Linked DNA regions of Homo sapiens: regions 1 and 2 are each linked to region 3. Evidence: chromatin loops called from intact Hi-C (ENCODE). Cell type or tissue: gastrocnemius medialis. All regions are shown on one strand. Links, peaks and the distances in the headings refer to the core of each region. The heading gives the core; the rest is flanking DNA.

What was found. Peaks named below come from ENCODE experiments on the same cell type or tissue, not always from the same donor. Only the 100,000 strongest peaks of a DNase experiment are listed, where the experiment ranks them.
Region 1: it touches region 3 in a loop (7-fold over the local background); 6 of 110 quality-filtered maps call a loop at or near these places.
Region 2: it touches region 3 in a loop (9-fold over the local background); 6 of 110 quality-filtered maps call a loop at or near these places.

The regions. Positions count from the first base shown.
Region 1 is chrX:18,830,012-18,836,783 of GRCh38, reverse strand. LOC124905254 (a long non-coding RNA gene) reads right to left here and starts at 4,659. Exons shown (of 2, transcript XR_007068404.1): 1 at 4,612-4,659; 2 at 1,037-3,674. It also overlaps the pseudogene BLOC1S6P1. RefSeq lists an enhancer at 2,846-3,769. In gastrocnemius medialis, for the core only: no CTCF peak of the experiment used is centred there; DNase peaks (open chromatin) are centred at 3,203 and 3,593; H3K4me3 peaks cover 1,002 bases; H3K27ac peaks cover 2,577 bases.
Region 2 is chrX:18,695,542-18,702,313 of GRCh38, reverse strand. It overlaps a transcript of PPEF1 not described here. Among named protein-coding and RNA genes, the nearest start is that of PPEF1-AS1, 6.2 kb to the right of the region's middle. In gastrocnemius medialis, for the core only: no CTCF peak of the experiment used is centred there; DNase peaks (open chromatin) are centred at 2,831 and 3,148; H3K27ac peaks cover 600 bases.
Region 3 is chrX:18,891,761-18,898,384 of GRCh38, reverse strand. It overlaps PHKA2 (phosphorylase kinase regulatory subunit alpha 2), which reads left to right. Exons shown (of 33, transcript NM_000292.3): 30 at 1,052-1,222; 31 at 3,194-3,247; 32 at 3,981-4,181; 33 at 4,730-6,087. The coding sequence ends at 4,900. PHKA2-AS1 (PHKA2 antisense RNA 1) reads right to left here. Exons shown (of 3, transcript NR_029379.1): 2 at 5,047-5,180; 3 at 3,410-4,238. Among named protein-coding and RNA genes, the nearest start is that of PHKA2-AS1, 4.8 kb to the right of the region's middle. In gastrocnemius medialis, for the core only: CTCF peaks have their summits at 2,339 and 2,542; DNase peaks (open chromatin) are centred at 2,564 and 4,092; H3K4me3 peaks cover 241 bases; H3K27ac peaks cover 2,828 bases.

The DNA.
Region 1 (6,772 bases), core at 963-5,962, 63 kb after region 3:
AGGGGGTGCAGTGTTTCTGGGTCATTTTGGACCAACTGCAATGGTTGTTTCAGATGCTGGTTCCTGCACACTACTCTCAATCTACTGAAGCACATCTGGTTTTTTGTTTTGCCTTGCTTTTAGTTTTTAAAGTTTCCCCCAGTGATTCCAATGCACCTGAAAAATTGAGAACCACAGGCTCAGTGGTAGGTCAGGGTTTCCCACACTAGGCTGCACAGCATTATCACCTGGGAACATTAAAAAATACAGACATTCTCAATTCTTTTAGTGTAATTAGCTATGATGTGGATCCCATGTATTTTTTAAAGAGCTCCCCAGATAATTCTGATGTCAGGAGCCACCGGTATAGACTATCTAGTGAGTTGTATTATAAACAATAAAATACTTTAAAAGCTACCCAGTAACTTTTGGGATTAATTTTATGAAATAAATTCTGAACTGCTGTTTTTGATATAGTCAGACTTAAGACTGAAACCTAGCAGGCAGGCAATAGATATAGAATTCTAGTTAATTGAAATTTTGTGACCTGTATAAAAATAAATCATGTTTATTGAACGGATGGCAAGGTACATATACTTTCAGAATTGTATTAAGTTTTGAAGACTTTTTAAAAAAATGTCAAAATGTATATATATTAGTATCCACTATCTTAAGGTCGATTATAAACCAGAAGTACTGTTATCTTGGTGATTAAAATCTATAACTTTAGCTGTATTTCAATAACAAAAACATATCTTACTAGACTGAGTGTGGTATCTCATGTATGTAATCCCAGTGCTTTAGGAGGCTGAGGTGGGAGGACTCATTGAGCCCAGGAGTTCGAGGCTGCAGTGAGCTATAATTGCACCACTGCACTCCAGCCCAGATGACAGAGTGAGACCCTGTCTCTAAAAAAAACAAACAACATATCTTACTGACTAAACCTGAATGGAACTCATAATTAGTCTTTCTGTATTTTTCCACAAAATAGCGAATTGGTACTTGGGAGACTTCTGTTTTTTTGTTGTTGTTGTTGTTGAAAAAACTGCCTTTGTTCTGAAATTATATCACCTGTGTTCTGAACTAAGATGATGGGAGTTCATTTTGTATTTACTTTGCAGTAAGTATCATGTAAATACGCAAACGTTGAATGTAATATAGATTGTGATCGCAGTGGTTTTTTGGGTGATACAGTTTATAAATATACCAATTATACACCCTCATACATTTGTCTGATTTTGAATTTGTAAAATGAGGACTACTGTTTACACATTTAATACAAAAAAAGGTCTCCGGAAAAAAAAAAAAGATGAATACTCTAAGAAAACCTTGTTTTAACATAGGGGACTAAATTTTAGTTTTGTATTAGTGTACTTTTGATCTCAAAGCTTAATTTTTAGAAAACCCTATAAATAATTCCCTTCCAATTTTTGCCAACTTGATCACATACAAAATTCTTTTTTTTTGAGACAGGGTCTTGCTGTGTCACCCAGGCTGGAGTGCAATGGCGCAGTTGCGGCTCACTGCAGCCTCTGCCTCCCGGGTTCAAGTGATTCTCCTGCCTCAGCCTCCCGAGTAGCTGGGATTACAGGCATGCACCACCACACCCAGCTAATTTTTTTATTTTTAGCAGAGACGTGGTTCTGCCATGTTGGCCAGGCTGGTCTCGAACTCCTGACCTCAAGTGATCCGTCCACCTCGGCCTCCCAAAGTGCTGGGATTACAAGTGTGAGCCACCTCGCCTGGCCTACAAAATTCTTTTCATAGGATTCATCTCCTACACACCTACAACTTGCTCAGATCTCTTAGAACTTGCTCAAATCTTGTACAACTTGCTTAAACCTTCAGTTTTGTTCTATACTTCCTTCTTTTTCATATTGGAACAACCAATCATTCTACTTTATGACAAAAATTTACTTTCCTTTTTCCCTTATCATTTTGACAACACAAATTCTTCCTCATACAAAAAAAAAATTACTTTTTCTCTTTTCAACTTTTTTTTAAGCCAAACATACGTTTTCATACTTGTAACTTTCTTGACATCCCTCTTACTGGTTCCTCCCTACCTCATTTCTATTTCCTTCCAAAATCCTTATTTTGAAACAACTTTTAAATAACCTCCAAATTAGACAAAATTATTCTTTTTAAGAAAAAAGTATCCTTCTATTTTTTCCTCACCAAAACACATCTTACTTTCTTTAGTTTGCATACAGAATTCCTTTATAGTAGTTTTATTATTGGAATTTTTAATCCTTAGCAATTGTGAATCAGTATTCTATAAATTAAGTTTCATAATTTCTAGAAATATGCACTTTCTCAAAGTACAATTTTTCATATTAACAGACCAAAATATATTTATTTTTCCATAGCTTTTCTTTAAATAGACTAAAATATATTCAGTCTTTATTTTATCTTATTTTTTGAGACAGAGTCTTGCTCTGTCACCCAGGCTGGAGTGCAGTGGCGCGATCTCACTGCAACCTCCACCTCCTGGGTTCAAGCAATTCTCCTGCCTCAGCCTCTGAGTAGCTGGGATTACAGAAGCCCACCACCGCGCCCAGCAAATTTTTGTATTTTTAGTAGAGACGGGGTTTCACCATGTTGTCCAGGCTGATCTGGAACTCCTGACCTCGTGATCCGCCCACCTCGGCCTCCCAAAGTGCTGGGATTACAGGCATGAGCCACTGCACCCAGCCATATTTAGTCTTTCTATAAAATTTAAGAAGCCAAAAATAAATTTAAAGTTACGTTCAAATTAATGTTTCAGTATTCTAACTTAATTGGAAATGACTCAGACAGTTCATGAATATTACTTAATCATAACAGGACTTTAAGTTACGGTAAAAGGTTTTCAAAACTGAAAAGTTCATTTATCAATTTGTATACCATTTACATACACCTAATTTACTCATTTTTAACAATTATGCTTGAGTTGTTCATTAAGCAAAGCTAGCCATCACCTCAAGTTATTTTTCAAAAAAATCAGGAAACTATAAGTATTACAGAAGCAAAAAGATTAATAGGTTAAACATGGTTCTTCCACTCTGCTTTTTTTCCCTTTCCTATTGGGACGGGTTAGTTCTCTTGAACTCCTTCGTGGGCGGAAACTGGAGTAGCTCATTCCACTCAGCCCGCACTGGCTACTCTTGGCAGGAGGGAGCGTGCAAGCGAGTGAGTGCAGGAACCAGAGCAAATGAATCCTGGGACCGACTGGTCACTCTTCTCTGGTGGGAGCAGGCTCTTGTGGGCCCTGCAGCAGCGTCCAAGCATGTTACGACCAATGCTCTTTCAGTTCTGCCATCCGGGGATGGCCAAGTGCCAACCAGGTCAGTGGAGGGTCAGGGTGGCAAACCCTGCCCTCTCAGAACCTGGGTTCATGTCCGATGAACTGTTAGAAAGGTGATGAATGCAGACTTTATTGAGCGGTGGGTGGCTCTCAGCAGAAAGGGAGGCTGGAAAGGGGATGGGAGGGTGATCTTTCCCTGAAGCCCGGCCGTCTCTGGCTGGGCTCCTCTCCGAAGCCGCACCGCCTGAAGTTAGCCGTGTCTATCCATAGTCTCTGACGCGCACTGCTTCTCTGCTCACCACTCAGCTGCTTGTATCCTTGACATTCAGCCACTTGTGTTGCTCTGCCAGCTGAAGTCTTTCATCGGCAAAGGATAGGGGCAGGGCAGGCCAAAAACGGCAACATTTGGCTGGAAAAAAACGGGGTCAGCTGTTTTCACTTAGGGCCAAGGTTCCAGGCTTATGGGTTGGGTTTAGCCAGGAGCCCAGCCCTTCTGTATCACCATGACTGATAGGTATCAAGATTTTTTTTTTTTTCATGTATTTTGCTCTTTGGTTGGCTTTATAGCTTTATTATACATCTAAGAGGTAATAAGCTTGTTTGACTAGTAAATTTAGGGGAAAAATATGCTTGCTTTATAATTAATGACTTTAAACACTTTTTCTTTAAGCCAATTAAATAGAGCTCTTTTATATATTTTGGTATGAAAATATCAGATACACATAACACATAGATATACAAACATACACACAGAAAGAAGCAGATCTTATTGCTTTCATTAAGATTCATTTGCCCGGTCGGGCGCGGTGGCTCACTCCTGTAATCCCAGCACTTTGGGAGTCCGAGGTGGGCGGAACACGAGGTCAGGAGATCGAGACTATCCTGGCTAATACTGTGAAACCCCGTCTTTACTAAAAATACAAAAACAATTAGCCGGGCATGGTGGCCGGCACCTGTAGTCCCAGCTACTGGGGAGGCTGAGGCAGGACAATGGGGTGAACCAACCCGGGAGGCAGAGCTTGCAGTGAGCCAAGATCACGCCACCGCACTCCAGCCTGGGCGACTGAGCAAGACTCCATCTCAGAAAAAAAAAAAGATGGACAGGAAAAGCAACTTAAACAAAGGTAAACGTTGATATGCAAGCTTTTAAGCCAGTGCCTTTCTCATTGTAAAAGTTTCTAATGGTTTAGGTGCAGAGAGGGAGATAGCCTTACAAATGGAGATTTCCTTTACAGATATAAATTTCTCTTAGAAAGAATTTCAAAATCCTGTTCCTTACTTAGATCATTGCCTTCAGGGCAGAGCTTTTTAACAAACAGGGCAAAAACTAACCAGTAGAAACTTACCAGAGCTGTCTTCGGAGGCCTGTCAGTCTTGGTGGTTAACATAGAGATGATCAGAGGTAGGCAGCTTGTTTTTAAGGGCTTCTCTCAAGTTCTTTGGGAGCAGTCCCTTTTTCAATGTTTTGATCATTTGCACAAATGACAACTAGTTTTTCGAAACCGCAGTTTTAGGGGTTGCTTATTGGAATGCCCTGGGGCAGGCCCACAAGTCATTCTAGGTTGTTGGTTGCCATAGAGCTGAAATACTTTGGAAATAGCTTTCCTAAGGTCATTTGCAATCTTTCAGGGTTTGTCTGACCCGTAAATGGACCAGGTGGGGCTTGTCAGGTCACTAATATAACTCTTAGGAAAATACCATTCTGCCTCTTTCATCTATTTTTGGGCTTTCCAGATCCCACCAACATGTAAATTAGTTGGTGTAGATCAGGTATCCCGGCATCTTTTGTTTTTTTTTTTTTTTTTTTGAGACAGAGTCTTGCTCTGTCGCCCAGGATGGAGTGCAGTGGCGCCATCTTGGCTCACTGCAAGCTCTGCCTCCCGGGTTCACGCCATTCTCCTGCCTCAGCCTCCTGAGTTGCTGGGACTACAGGCGCCCGCCACCACACCCGGCTTTTTTTTTTTTTTTTTTTTTTGTATTTTTAGTACAGACGGGTTTCACCATGTTAGCCAGGATGGTCTCGATCTCCTGACCTCGTGATCCACCCGCCTCGGCCTCCCAAAGTGCTGGGATTACAGGCTTGAGCCCCGCGCCCGGCCCCCATCCCGGGATCTTAAGTTATAATTAAGACTGTGAATTCTGGCTGGGCATGGTGGCTCACGCCTGTAATCTCAGCACTTTGGGAGGCTGAGGTGGGCAAATCATTTGAGGTCAGGAGTTCGAGACTAGCTTGGTCTAAATGGCAAAACCCTGTCTCTACTAAAAGTACAAAAATTGGCCGGGCATGGTGGTGGGTGCCTGTAATCCCAGCTACTTAGGAGGTTGAGTCAGGAGAATTGCTTGAACCTGGGAGGCGGAGGTTGCCGTGAGCCGAGACTGCGCCACTGCACTCTAGCCTGAGTGACAAGAGCAAGACTACGTCTCAAAAAAAAAAAAAACACACTGTGAATTCTTCAGATTAAAGGTCTTCCCTGGGTTTGCAAAATTTTTAACCTATGGCCCTGAGCTGTTTTTATCCAGGCAATGTAAATCACTCCAGGATTGTCTCCTGAATTTTCAGATGGTTTTATGCTACAAGGAAACTGTTTAACTGTTTTTTTTTTTTTTTTTTTTTTTTTTTTTTTTCACAGAAGAAGGGCAATTCAGACAGAGTATTAATAGACTAAATATTCAGGCAAAGTAGGATAGAGAGGAGCAGTAGGAGTTACATCAGTTTTACCATCCTTGGTGTGGGGGATATCTTCCATTTCTAGCCTTTCATTAGCTCTTTGCAATGAAGCTTTTAAAAAGGCTATTTTGGAATCCTGGGCAGGTAACCAAGCAAAAATGTCAGCAGATTCTAAGTAGGCAGGGGAGGACAGAGAGAAAGAGAGCTTAGAAGCCTCTACATGCTAATCAATTATATACATCCCATTCAGACTTTAACCCTATAGCTACAGTCTGCTAATTTAGTTCTAAGAATAAAAAGAGGTTGGGCGTGGTGGCTCACGCCTGTAATCCCAGCAGTTTGGGAGGCTGAGGCGAGTGGATCACGAGGTCAGGAGTTCGAGACCAGCCTGGCCAACATGGTGAAACTCCGTCTCTACTAAAGATGCAAATCAGCCAGGCGTGGTGGTGCGCGCCTGTAATCCTAGCTACTCGGGAAGCTGAGGCAGGAGAATTGCTTGAACCCGGGAGGCAGAGGTTGCAGTGAGCCGAGATTGCACCATTGCACTCCAGCCTGGGAGACAGGGCGAGACTCCCTCTCAAAAAATAAAAATAAAAAAAATAAAAGAATAAAAACAACCTTGGGAGGCTTGAACAGTCCACATAAAGACCACTGGAACTCCAAATGGTCCTTGGTATAATCTTTTTTTGTTTTTGTTTTTTTTGAGATGGAGTTTCACTCTTGTTGCCCAGGCTGGAGTGCAATGGTGTGACCTTGGCTCACTGCAACCTCTGCCTCCTGGGTTCAAGTGATTCTCCTGCCTCAGCCTCCCGAGTACCTGGGATTACAGGTGTGCACCA
Region 2 (6,772 bases), core at 1,230-6,229, 200 kb after region 3:
CCCACCCCCGACCACCACAGTGGGAGTGAAGCAGGCAGGTGTAATTCTTCCCCCGTAGATTGTGCTAGCATGAGGAACAGATGCCTCATCAGGCTCACCCTATTGCATTCTGCTTGGTATTCATTGCCACAGAGGTTTTATAGCCTGATGTCTGTGGCCTAAATATAATGCAGAGGCATAGGGTGAGGCAGAGGAGTCCCTGGCAGCCCGTGCCAGAGAGTTCCCTTCCATCACTACCTTTCCAGTAGAACAGTGGAGCAATTACTTATGTCTGGGGTCTTAAATGAGTAAGGGGAGGTCTGTAAGACCAAGCTGGTGATTCTTCCTGGGTCTCGCCACATGAGAGGATAAGAAAAGGGAGGAAACTATACTGACCACCAGAAGGTGTTTGAAAGTGTCTGCTGGTATATCAGACATGATTGTAATCAGGAAACAGCGTGGCCTGGTGCCAGGTTTTCCAAAGTGTGTTTGTGGAAGAATAGTTCTATGTGGTTTATTATTCTAGGACTAAGGCCAAAATAAAGGTCCCACTATTACATAATAAGTTCAGGGGATGTAGAGCTGGACAGGTTTCTTTACTGCAGGACTTCTCAGAGCCTTTAATATATGAACATACATTGTGAATCTCTCAGAAAGAGCTGACCACTATTTCCCAAAGAGCCTAGCAAGGGGCCCTTTTGAAGTAAAGCATCTCAAGAACTATTGTTCCTAACTGCCTAATGCTGGCCCAGTGGAGCCTTGGGTTTAGAAGTCAGACAACAGGAGTTTGAACTCTTAGTCATTAATTCCCCTGTACCTCAGTTTCCTCATAAGAAAACAGTGATAATAATGCATATCTTACTGACTTGTACTGAGGACTGAGTGGTGGGAAAAAACTAGCTTGAACAAAGACCAACTGTTTTTAGCTGATGAGTTAGGAGGGGCCATGCATGGGTGGGAACCCACTGTGTTTGTTCAAGTCTCTTTCTTCAGAATGCTTTGTCTGGGGCTTCCCAAAGACTAAACCCTTTGGGTACCTACAGGTTCTGGTATAATTTAAGAGTCGCAAAGCAATGGGCTCTTTTCCCTTGAGAGGTCTAAGATCGGAAAGAATGCTATACCAGTAATCATAATAGTAGCTAAAATCACTACTATTTATTAAGGGACTACTATTTACCCAGCATAGTGGGTGCTTTATATTTCTATTATTTCAGTTCACTGTCACAGCAAACTTTCAAGGTAGTATCGTCATCACCATGTTACAGATGAACAAAACTGAGACTCAAATAACACACTCCCTGGCGTAGCTGATTAGTGGCAGAACTGAAGACTCGCTCTGTTTAATCATTAAAGAACAAAAATGTCTGCCCACTAAAAGGCTATGCCTTGGTTTCAGGATCCAATCTGATCAGTTCGCATACGAACTAAATCACTAAAGAGAATTTTGAACACTGTAAGGAATTCTGGTTCCATTCTTACAGATAGCTAGAAACCTCTAAGACGACAAGACGCCAAGGGAACTAAAGGAAGATTTCTAAATATGAAGGTGTGCAGTGGAGTTTGGAGAATACTCCCTGAGGGGACCTAGAAGGGTTTCTCAAAGGACCCCTTCCCTCATTTTCTGGCTCTCAATCCAAGTGACTGTGGAGATTTTCCAAATATCAAGTTCATTTGAAATAGGCCACAATCCTTCAGATTGCCAAGTCATCTGTACGTCTTCTTCAACTGATGGCAACTGATTTACAACCAGCATTTTTGAGAACAATCATTCCGAGAAATTGCAAAGCAGTAAGATATACTCCAAGGAGTACACATTCCCTGTTCCATTGCCACACGATATATGTTTATGATGTAGACTTCTGCTTGCCCCAAATGCCTAAGAATAAACAAACATATTACCTGTTTCTTCTGCTTGGCCAATGTAGAGGTTTTTCCTCACCCCAGGTGTTTCAAAGGAAATGAAGACGAGAAAAAAACCTTCTCTCTGGGGAAATGCAGAGGGCTGAAAGAAAAGAGGTACAATTTCAGCCCTCTCTGAAGCACCCCACACAAACACACACACACACACACACACACACACACACACACACACACCCCACTCTGCAGAGAGAGCTCTTGCTTAAATAAATAAACAAACATATATACACAAAGAAATAACTAGAACAGGGCCAGGCTGCTTTGCCTTTCAGCCGGGAAGGCAAGCCCAGAGCCACGAATCTGGGAGACAATGCACTGGCCGTGAGCACAGCTCTCTGCCCCAGCCCTGCTCTGTTCCTGGCCTGGAGATGCACTCAAGTAATGGGCTGCAAAGTCAGCGGCCACGTGACTGCTTCCAAAGGGACCAGGCTCCGCATGGGCAGGACCACGCTATTGTGTGCATAATCTGCCATCAATACAAAATAGAAAAGAGAATTTCAGTAAATAAGAGCAGAAAAGCACTCTTTAGGTAAACTGAGGATAATTTTTAGAAAACGTTACATTAACCTGGTACAATTAAGAGAAGTGGAAAAACTAAACATTTTTCCTTGGTTCTAGAAAGGTGTGGGTTTGAGGGAGCAGCCACTGGGTCATAAGACATTTATACTCCACCAGCTGTTCAGTAGCTCCTTATTGGAGAACCTACCTGTGAAGGGAGAATGACCTCCCTTCATCAGCAGAAAGGGAAAGGAAAGTTGGCCTGTAATCTTGCTGAGTTTAGGGGAGGAGAAAGACATACTTGAAAATTCAAAGTGCCCATGGCAGTAATGGATGCCAGCAGCCACAGTTCTGCTATGTTCGAGGCAATCTAGTGGTGGTCTTCTTGTTCACAGAGTCTTATACTGATCGCGGCCGCGCTGCCAGCAGTTTCCCTGGCAAACTCTTCCTAGCTGGTGACACAGCATACGTGTTTTCAAGCTTACTGGTCTTAGGCTTTGCCAGCTAAAATTTACAGGACTCCAGCCATAAACATTTCATAACCCCACCCAAGCTGCTCTTTAGCTCGATTCCTTTCTGCAATTGAGAGCCACGGGAGATCTAGTAAAGTGGTTACCTAGTTTGCCATTTAATCGGATGGAGTTACTTGAAAAATAACTGGCAAGGTGGCTCTGGGCTTCTGTCCTATTAGTATATTAACATCACCAGAGGGCCTCATTATGAGGCAATACGACCACTCAGGTTTCCATGGTGGGGACGCCAAGAGTAGGACCTGATGAGGCTGCTACACAAATTGTAAATGATAGCATAATTACTCAGGCTCCAAAAAAAATAGTGGACAATGTAGCTATACAGCTGGCTCTCCCAACCAAATGCCTATTCAATCCTCAGCCATTAAATTATGGCTATGTCTAGATACAGTTGTTCCAATGTCACCTCCTCTGTGTGAAGCCTTTCCTGAATCACCAAAGGGGAATTAGTCACTCTGTCTTCTGGCTCTCAAAGCCATGTGTGCGTCCAATTATAGAGCTGCTCAAAGTGTGCTGTAATTTGCCCTTTTACATGTGAAATCCTAAAGGGAAAGGATCTGTTTCATTCCTCTTGGCATCCCCAGTTGTGTGTGTGTTTTCTTATTTTTAAGACAGAGTCTCACTCTGTCACCCAGGCTGTGTAGTGGTGCATTCTGGGCTCACTGCAACCTCTGCCTGCCAGGCTTAAGCGATTCTCCTGCCTCAGCCTCCCGAGGAGCTGGGATTACAGGTGTACACCACCACACCCAGCTAATTTTTGTATTTTTAGTACAGACGAGGTTTCACCATGTTGGCCATGCTAGTGTCAAACTCCTAGCCTCAGGTGATCTGCCTTGACCTCCCAAAGTGCTGGGATTACAGGTGTGAGCCACTGCGACTGGCCACACCCTCAGTTTTAAACCTACTCATTACTGAATGCAAAAGAGGTACTCACCAAATATTTGTTTAACCACAGAAAGAAAGGAAAGCAGGGAAAAAAAACTCATGATTTAGGTTGTTATTTTAATGGCCAGCTCCTGGACCACGAATTGGATTGGCTGTGCCCTTTATGTGATTTGTTGAAAACTCAGAATTTGCTTTGAATGAATAACTTCATTGTATTTTTCCATTGTAGAAAGAACACTGAAATGTTACTGTGAGCACCAAAGGGGTCTTATGGTCAGCCTCCAACTGTTAAATGAACCAACACTGATGTAAGTGAATAAATCACAATAATGATAATATCTATTGAGCACTGACCATGTTCTAGGTACTTTTAAATTTTACATATGTTAATCTTATTTAATCCACACACCATCCTCTGAGGTATATACTATTACGATCCCTCTTCACCCATTAGGAATTGTGGCCTAAAGTCAAACAGCAAATGAGGGGTGGAACTGGGAGTTGAACCCGGGCACTTTGGCTCTAGAACCCCTGCTTATTATAATCATTACACTCTACTGCCTCAGTCAGCACCTTGTGTGTTTGCAAAATTCAAGCTTCAGCCTCTTCTCAAATGCTCTCTGGCTTTCCTACAGCTGACCAGGGATGTGTTCTCCCAGCCTGAAAAAAGAAAAAATGATGGGCAGAGTGATGTTAACAGTTTTAAACCTCCTATGTGGCAAGCACCTCCTATGTAGCAGGTGCTACTGAGGGACAGAGACACAAATGGCAGAGAAAAAAAAATACACATGATTGGATATTGAAATATACATACTAGGTTCTTAAAACAGTGCCAGGCACATAATAAATATCTATTACATGAATAAATGAAAGCAATATGGTATGATAAAATATCTAATAAAACAGGTACGAGACACTCCAGGGGCGCAGAGAAAGAGCCCTATCTCAGAAAGGGGGATGACGGAAGGCTTCCTAGAAGTGATGCACGGGCCGAGACCTGATGACTGACTAGGCATCAGCCAGAGGAAAAGAGGTGGGAAGAGGGGGTTCTCATAGCTATGCATATTCTACAGTACTTAACTAGGGTGTGAAATGGGAGAGGGGAACTAGAAATCAAAATGAACTTCTTTCCTAATGATAATGCTGCAATTACATAAAGGTGCCCGGATGTTAAGATTGAAAAATGGCTGCCCTCTCCACCTCTTCAGGCTGGACTTAATCTCTCTTGATTGCCTTCCCTTCCTTTCTCACTTCCCCACTGCTGTACTTTCTTTGCTCCTGCCTTCCAAATAAACTTGCTCTCAAATGTTTATCTCAGGCTCTGCTTCTGAGGGATCCCAACCCAGGACATTTAGTTAGTCCATGGCAATAGCAAACTATGGAAAGACAGAGGGGAATGGAGAAGCCTGGCTACCTCTCAAGGGAGAGAGGGATTTGTAGGCAAGCCTCTCCTATTTCACAAGCTTCCTGGAGCTGGCCACAGTTCCAATTTCTGCCAAGGCAAAGTAGTTCTAATGGGCAGCTCCCATTATTGATCATGACATACCCTGAGGAGTATGCTAGAATTGAGGTGAAGCAGCTGGACTGGAGAGGAGACTAAGAAAACAGCGGCATGTGCAGATCTATTTGATGGTGGGTACTTAAGGTGTCTGCTTGTGGCTCCTGATACCTCGAAGCCCCGTAGCACCAAAGGGGGGAAGCTCAGACAGGGCTGGCCTCCCAGCTCTTCTGACTCTGAGCTAGCCTCCTGATGCTGGGGCCACTGGCAAGCAATCACACCCAATCACCACTTCCTAACCCCTAGTAGTCTCCAAAACTGGGGTAGCTTCCCCACAGCACATGCACAGAGATCTGCTGGAGAGCAGAAAGCAAAACATCAGAACTCATATTTTTATCTATTTTCTTATTCTTGTTAACTTTTCTATTTCCATGTATATTTGATCATGTACACAATAAATGAGTTCAGCAGTATTAGCTGTAAATAAATAAATATGCTTGGTCCATTCTCACGAAACTTACTGTGAGGGGTCCATGATGAAAAAAGTTCAAAAAGGCTGGGGGCAGTGGCTCATACCTGTAATCCCAGCACTTTGGGAGGCTGAGCAAGGAGGATTGCTTGAGCTGATGAGCTGGAGACCAGCCTGGGCAACATAGCAAGACCTCTCTACTAAAAAAAAAAAAAAAATTAGCTGGGTGTGGTGGGACATGCCTGTTCTCACAGCTACTTGGGAGGCTGAGGCAGGAGGATCACTTGAGCCTGCAAGATCGAGGCTGCAGTAAGCCATGATAGAGCCACTATACTCCAGCCTAGGCAACAGAGGAAGACCTTGTCTCAAAAGAAAAAAAAAATCGAAGGACTCTAATTTAAAGATCCTGCTCCCTTGTGAAGAGAAGAAAGGAATACCAAGTAATTTTTCACTTAAATAGAGAAAGGATCAAGCATATTTTCAAGGGTGAATTCTGGGTACTGAAAAATCACATTAACTAGGAGAAAAGAGAGGCCAGATCTGGCAAGTCATTAGGAAGTCATTAAAAGAAATTAAAAGTGGGTTATGAGTCACTATCAGATGGAAGAAATTCATAAAAGTCAGTGCTTGCCAGATGTTTCTATTGGGGTCACCTGGTGAGCAGCCACAATGACAGGCTAAAACAGCCATCACGTTTTAAGGTGGGGAAATTCAGCTTTCGAAAGGCTCCATCTTAGATACAAAAGTTGAGCTTTCCTTGGTTGTGATTTAATAAATAGATTAATAGATATCAGAATTTTAATTCGGACCACTGCTTAATCTAACCCTAGCTTGGTCCTCGATGGCTTGAGTTTAAAGAAATTCCTTAAATTAACCCTGAATGTTCATAAATCAAATCAAAAAGCTTCACAGAAGGTTCTGGTCTGGGTAAGATGGAAAAGGGACATTTTACCCACTCTACTCTTTCTCTCTCATGGGACAAAGCTATAAAACCTG
Region 3 (6,624 bases), core at 1-5,000:
GCAGGGCAAGACAGAAGGCTGGGAGCTTTGCCGCAGGGAGGGGATGCGCCCCCACTCACAGAGGCCCGCCCCGCCAGCGGTGGGGAGCCTCTCAGACAGTGTCCCCCTCTGGAGCCTGAATCAGTCCAGCCAATGTTGAGGTGGGAAGGAGATGGCGCCCTCTTCCCTCACTTCAGCAAAGTCAGCCCCAGTTCAGAGGCAGCCATTGCCCCAAATTAAGATAAAGCCCAGTGCCAAGAATAGGGAAAGCCGGAAATGGGATTGCAAAGGGTGGGTGGATGGACCCTGATCTGCGAGGTCCTCGCCACTAAACGCGGGCTTCACTGTTTGTCTTCCCCCGTGTCATGTATTGCCTTCTCTGTGGTTCCTGTCCTGTGGAAACGTGTCTGTCACTTCTCTGTGGCACTGCAGCAATGAAGTGGGCACTATGGAGTTTGTCTCCCTGAGCCATGGATGCCTGCTCCGAGGGCCCGTTGTCACCCTCAAAGCTCTCCCACTGCAGTGGCACAGGCGCCACGTGCGGGTGACAGCTGCCCCTCATGGGCACTTAGCGCACACTAGGTATGCCTCAGGGGCTTCTGTGTCTCCACGTGGTGAAGGCTTCCGGGCAGCTCTTTATAGGATGCCTGACTGTGTCCCCACTGTGCAGATGAGACTGAGGCCCAGAATCAGTGTTCATGGCAGGGCCAGACGGCCTCGGGTGTGTCCTTGGCACCGCTGGCATTGAGTGGGGATTAGCACTCCGGCAGTCTGACCCCCAAGCCCGTGCTCGCCCTGTTCGGCCTCCTCCTTATGGGTTCTAGCTTTGGGGGTGGGACTGCCTCTCGGGGGGCAGGGCAGAGTGCAACATGGAATGAAGTGATCAACCCAAAGTATGCGAGTCATCTCACATGAGGAAACAGACAAGGTGGACTGGAGGAACCGTGTTCCTCTCTGGCGAGTGGTGTTCTGGCATTTGTGCCTAGGTCGCAGGGCCGCCCTTCGAGATGGCGCACTTTCCCTGGGGCACCTGCTGCGTGGCTTCTGAGGCCCCAAGCTGTCTGTCTTGCAGAGGTCCAGCACCCCATCCTCGCCCACTGGCACGTCATCCTCAGACTCGGGAGGACATCACATCGGCTGGGGTGAGCGGCAGGGCCAGTGGCTGCGCAGGAGAAGGCTGGATGGGGCCATCAACAGGGTCCCCGTGGGATTCTACCAGAGGGTGTGGAAGATCCTCCAGAAGGTAAGCCGAGACGCGAGCTCCTGGGGAAGTGAACCGTCCCCTTACTGTCCTGGCAAGGCATGGTGGCACCTCCAGGCGAGCAAACACACAGCCCTGAGGATGGCTTCTCTGCCTCAGCGCTGTTGGCACCTGGGGCCGAGGCATTCTCTGCTAGGGGGCCTGTGCGTGGTAGGATGTCTACAGCATCCCTGGCCTCTACCCGCCAGATGCCAGCAGCCATCTCTTCTCCCCACCCCACCCCCGTGTGACAACTAAAAGTGTCTCCAGGCATTATCAAACATCCCGTGGGAGGCAGATCAACCCAGTTGAGAACCACAGCAAGTAAGACAAGGTGGCAGTCTAGGTTGTGGTTGTGTGGGACCAACTTGGACGTATTTTAGGAACATAGAAGAACAGGGAAAGGCTGGGAGGCTTCAGATGAAAACCCTGTAAAACCACCCAGAGCAGCACCTACAGGCCTGGAACCTGGAATGACAGTTCAGGAGGGGCCTGGAGTAGGCCAGCCCCCCAGCCTCCCGCACATCCAGGCAGGAGTAGTGTCCCTGCTGTTCAGCGATGTGACTGAGCCCCACCCTCCCAGGGTACCTGCCGTGTTCAGTCCCAAGGTGTACAGAGGTGGAGAGCTTCCAGTTTAGCCCCAGGTCCTGTGTGCCCTGAAGGCACAATCTCCCTCACACCCTGGGGCCCCACTCCCCTCAGCCAGCCGGCTGTTGCGCTTCCCATCTGCCTGGGGCCGTTCACGTCTCCCCAGCTGTTGTCCCTGGGAACTGTGGTGCCTGTACCTGAGCACAGGAGCACCTCCCTGAGCGCCTGTTGTCAAGGAGGGGGGCAGCATTCTCTGTACCCCCCCAGTGTCTCCCTTCTGCATCAGCCCGAGAGAGTTTATGCAGCTCCCTGGGCTGCACCAGGCCCTCCCTGTCTTTTCCCTTGAATGGAAGGACAGTGTGCCTCGCTTAAAAGCTGTGCAAACCAAGACATTTTTTTCCCCCCAGAACTATTTTTTAGTTCATTTCACAGTGGGAGAGAAGAGAAAAAATAATCCCAGTGACAGCATACAACAGCCCCCTTCCCAAAGCCATGGCACCACTTGCTCAAGGTTCTTTCTGTAACAGGGGCCCCTGTGCTTCATGGGCCCCAAGGTATTCCTCACGGCCACCGCAGAGGGATGTGAGGAGGTCGGAGCAGGCCCTGCCCGAGCAGCTGGACTCCTGGGACCCAGGCAGGATCCTGCAGGGGCTCATGGTGCTTGCTCCACTTCCCGCCTCTCTTAAGGGGGTGGGAGTGTCCACTGCTGTTCTGCCCTCAGCCCACTGGGGACGCTCCAGGCCGGGGTGCTGGGATTTAGAAGGTGGCCAGTTAGACTAGAACAAGCTGTTCCTAGAAAATTTCCCCACTCTTCCTGGGGCATCACATGCTTCCGCTCGGACTCACTGGCGCAATACCAAGATATTTCTATTATGAAAAAGCATTTTGTGTTGAGCTGGCACTCGATATTTATATACATGGGTGTGCATGTGCATGTCTGTGCATGTGCTGGAGGCTTTTGTGATTGGTGCTTATTATAGAAATCTCAAAAATAGATGCCTGCAAAGGCACAGAAGCATCCCTTCCCCAGCAGGAGCCATGAAAATCCCCCTTTATTATGGCACCAAAGGGGCCTCGCAGCCGCCCGGGCCCAGTTGCCAAGTACAATGCGGAGCCTCCCGGGAGGACTCGGCAGCCCCCTAGGGCATTGTTCGGGGGAGATCTGAAAGATGCCTGCTGGGTTCCCTAGAATTGTTCCATCGAAAACACAGCCTGTGGGCAGTGAGAACAAGCTCTCTAAAAATAACTCTGACAGTCTGGCGTGTCCCAGCCCTCATATGGGTTTCCAGGGCAGAGGGTGCTGTGTGTGCATGCACGCCTGTGTGTGCATGCATGTGCTTATCCCATTCTGGAATCTGACTGAAATGCGCTCTATTCTGCCTCCAGTGCCACGGTCTCTCCATCGATGGTTATGTCCTCCCATCCTCGACGACCCGAGAGGTACGATGAGAAAAACGCAGAGGCGGGCCCCTCTGTGGGTTCACAATAAGGGCTTCATTGCATGGACTCTGACCTCTTGTGCTCCTTTTGGGCTCATTCTAATTGACAGGCCATTTGTAGCTCTGAGCTGTCTAGCCCCTTCACCCTCATATTTGGCAAAAATGTCTTTCCAGCATTTATTGGCATCAGCCTTTTTCTTCACCTGAGACTCAGCATTTCTGGGCTAGCAAGCTCTTTGCATTTGCCAGACACCCCTTAGAACCCTGGTGAAAGAAAGGAGCCAATCTCCATGCCACCCTGGCCTGCCCCATGGGCAGCCTTCTCGGCCCTTTTCTCCAACTAAAAACAGTAATCGTCCCTAGGTGATTTGTCATTCTTTTTAACATGGATTTTTTTTTAGTTTTACCCCACCCAAAGCACCATGCTTCATGCTGGAAGGAATAATGAAGAGGAAAGAGAAACCAGAAATGGTCCCTGCTCCCTGGAAGCTGTAGTCGATGGGGGGAAGGGTAGATAAATCAGGCGAGGACAGGCTGGCTCCTGGAGGCATACTCCAGCCTCCTGCTCTGAGGGCCACTGCCAGCAGGATCCAGGGAGTGGCCAGAAAAGGGGCAGCAGTGGCGCTGAGCCCCGAGCCCAGGCACTGCTACGGTCACCCTTGGTTACTCGGTGATTGATTGATAGGGCTGCATCTGTCCTCTCACTGGTGGTTGCCTGCCTGTCCCTTTGGTAGATGACCCCGCATGAGATCAAGTTTGCTGTCCATGTCGAATCGGTGCTGAACCGCGTGCCGCAGCCCGAGTACCGGCAGCTGCTGGTGGAAGCCATCATGGTGCTGACGCTGCTCTCGGACACGGAGATGACCAGCATCGGGGGCATCATCCACGTGGACCAGATCGTGCAGATGGCCAGTCAGCTGTTCTTGCAGGACCAGGTGGGGGTGCCAGGGAGCTGGGTTGGCTGGCATTTATCTCTGTTGAGGCTGGAGATTCTGTGTCCAATAGGAAAGAATATACTCGAACCAAGAAAATGTCATCACAGATGATGGGGAAAAAATGTCAACCACTTGCTTAGAAAATGGTACAGTGGCCACTTGGGAAATCTCAAGACCTTTGGGGATGGATAGGCCTGTCTCAATGCAGGTTTTCGTCCAAACACCACCACTTGCAACACATGTGACCATGGGTGAACCCCTTACCCTGTACACAAAGTCAAGTTCAACAGAGTAGTCCTCATTATAGTCAGGAGCTACAAACTAGGGTGCGTGATAACAGAGTGCAGTGCCCAGAGAGGTAGGGCATTCCCCCTGGCAGCGCTGGCTTCGTGCCCTCATGCCCTCAGAATTGGAGCCTCTCAGAAGGCCAAGGCTCTACTAGAGCAACCCTCACCCCTGCCCATGTTGACCCGCTGCCACCACCACGCAGAAGCGTGACGGGGAGTGGGGGCTCCGCTTATTGTCCCCTCTGCCCTTTCCTACTGCAGGTGTCAATTGGTGCCATGGACACCCTGGAGAAAGACCAAGCCACAGGAATCTGCCACTTCTTTTATGACAGCGCTCCGAGTGGGGCTTATGGGACGATGACCTACCTAACAAGAGCAGTGGCTTCTTATTTGCAGGAATTGTTGCCCAATTCGGGCTGCCAGATGCAATAGGGTCTCACCTGGAAACATGATCACACTCTCAATCTGTCACGTGCCCCCTAGCCTTACTGGGAACCTTCTGTCCCCCAAGATCCCCTGTGCTATCAGGAAAGCATGTCCCATCAGAAACACTCTCGGGGGGCAATGGTAGCACTCACCCTGAAACTGATGTATGTTAAAGCCACAGAGATAGAGCTGAGGAGTCCTGTGTTCCCCCGCAAGGAGCACCCCGGGATCATTTTCTAGGTTCATTTCTCTGGAACATTTGCTGTAGCATCTGGTCTCACGGACTCTGAGGAGGAATTGGAAATTGGTCTCTTTTGAGTGCAGAGGGAACTGAGACGCCAGCTTAAATTGGCTCTTGCAGAGAGTTACAGAAATAGTTTCGATGAGCTAGTGACACATCCTAAAGATGCAAAGATCCTCCTGGCGGCAGTAGCCTTGACAAGGGCCACCTCTTCACAGGATGCAGTCTGTCTGTGCACCAAACTCTTCACCAAATAGAACACTTGTGTCTCTCTGTGGAATGGGGGTTTTCTTGTGCCTTGCTTGCTTTCATAGCCTTCCATTTTATTGGCATGGCTGCCTTGATGTAACATAATTCTCTGTCCCCAAGATTTAGAAAATTCCTCTTCGTTCACCTTGGCTCATGGTCTTCCAGGGTTTTTATCCTGGCTGTCTATGAACTAGGGTTTTCTCCTGCCTTAGGAAAAATACTGCATCTTCTGGAATCTAGAAAAAAAAAAAAAAAAAGACAAGGCTCCTCTTATAGCCAGGCAAGCAGTTGTTTAGGGCTAGACCTGTTGTCCCCGCTCGCGTGGGGTGAACGCCCCGCAGTGGATACTGTCCTCCTGTGCTCTGGGCGAGGCGTCATAGGGTGAGCACAAGTCAGCAGTGCCATGGAAGTGAACAGGCATGTCCCCGCAGAAACAATGCTTCCCTCTGAAAAATAGAGCCAGGCTAGGAACCTGTACCCTCTTGGTAGAAGCACTTTGGTCTTCACTCTCTTGGGTGGGTGCAGTTGGAGGCACCGATTGGAGGAGAGCAAGGTTGAGTCAGGTGTCAGGGTCTGGCAAATCTTTTGCCAATGCCCTAGCAATGGAGTTTCTCTCCGGGCATTGTCTTACCTTGGGGGAAGGAAACAAAACCAATGGGAAAACAGTTTCTGTAAATAATAAACCTTGAAAGACAAATGCTCACCTAGTGGCCAGGAGGTGCGCTCTGTCTGGTTGAGAGCAATGGGCTAGATTATGGTGGACTCTGCCTCTGCCTCTGAAACAGAGATGAGGCTATGGGATCATTTCCTCGGACATCTGTATGGAGATGCAGAGATCAACGTGCCCTAGCTGCTTCGAGTGGGCATCGTGATGCCCAGTGCCCCTCAGAGCCAAGATGCAGTACTGATGGTTATTCCTGAAGCGGAGGAGAGGCAGGTGGCCTCAGGTGCCTGACAGCTTCCTGGCAGAGTCCTCTTTGGGCTGAGTCAAACCCTTTGCAGTCTAGAAGGGTTTGGTGTGCAGGCTCTGCCCACATGGGACTTCCATGCCGTTTCCATTTCTTCCAAACCATAATGCTCTCCCTTGCAGAGGTGCAGAGTAGTTAGGTAAAGGAAAATCCCCCGGAGTCTCTCCATATCTGCTACAGTGGGCTTACGCGTTTCTTGCATTTTGGGGGCAGATCCCAGAGACAAGGAGGGCGGCACATGAGCAGACATGGCACCAGGCCCCTGCCCCCTT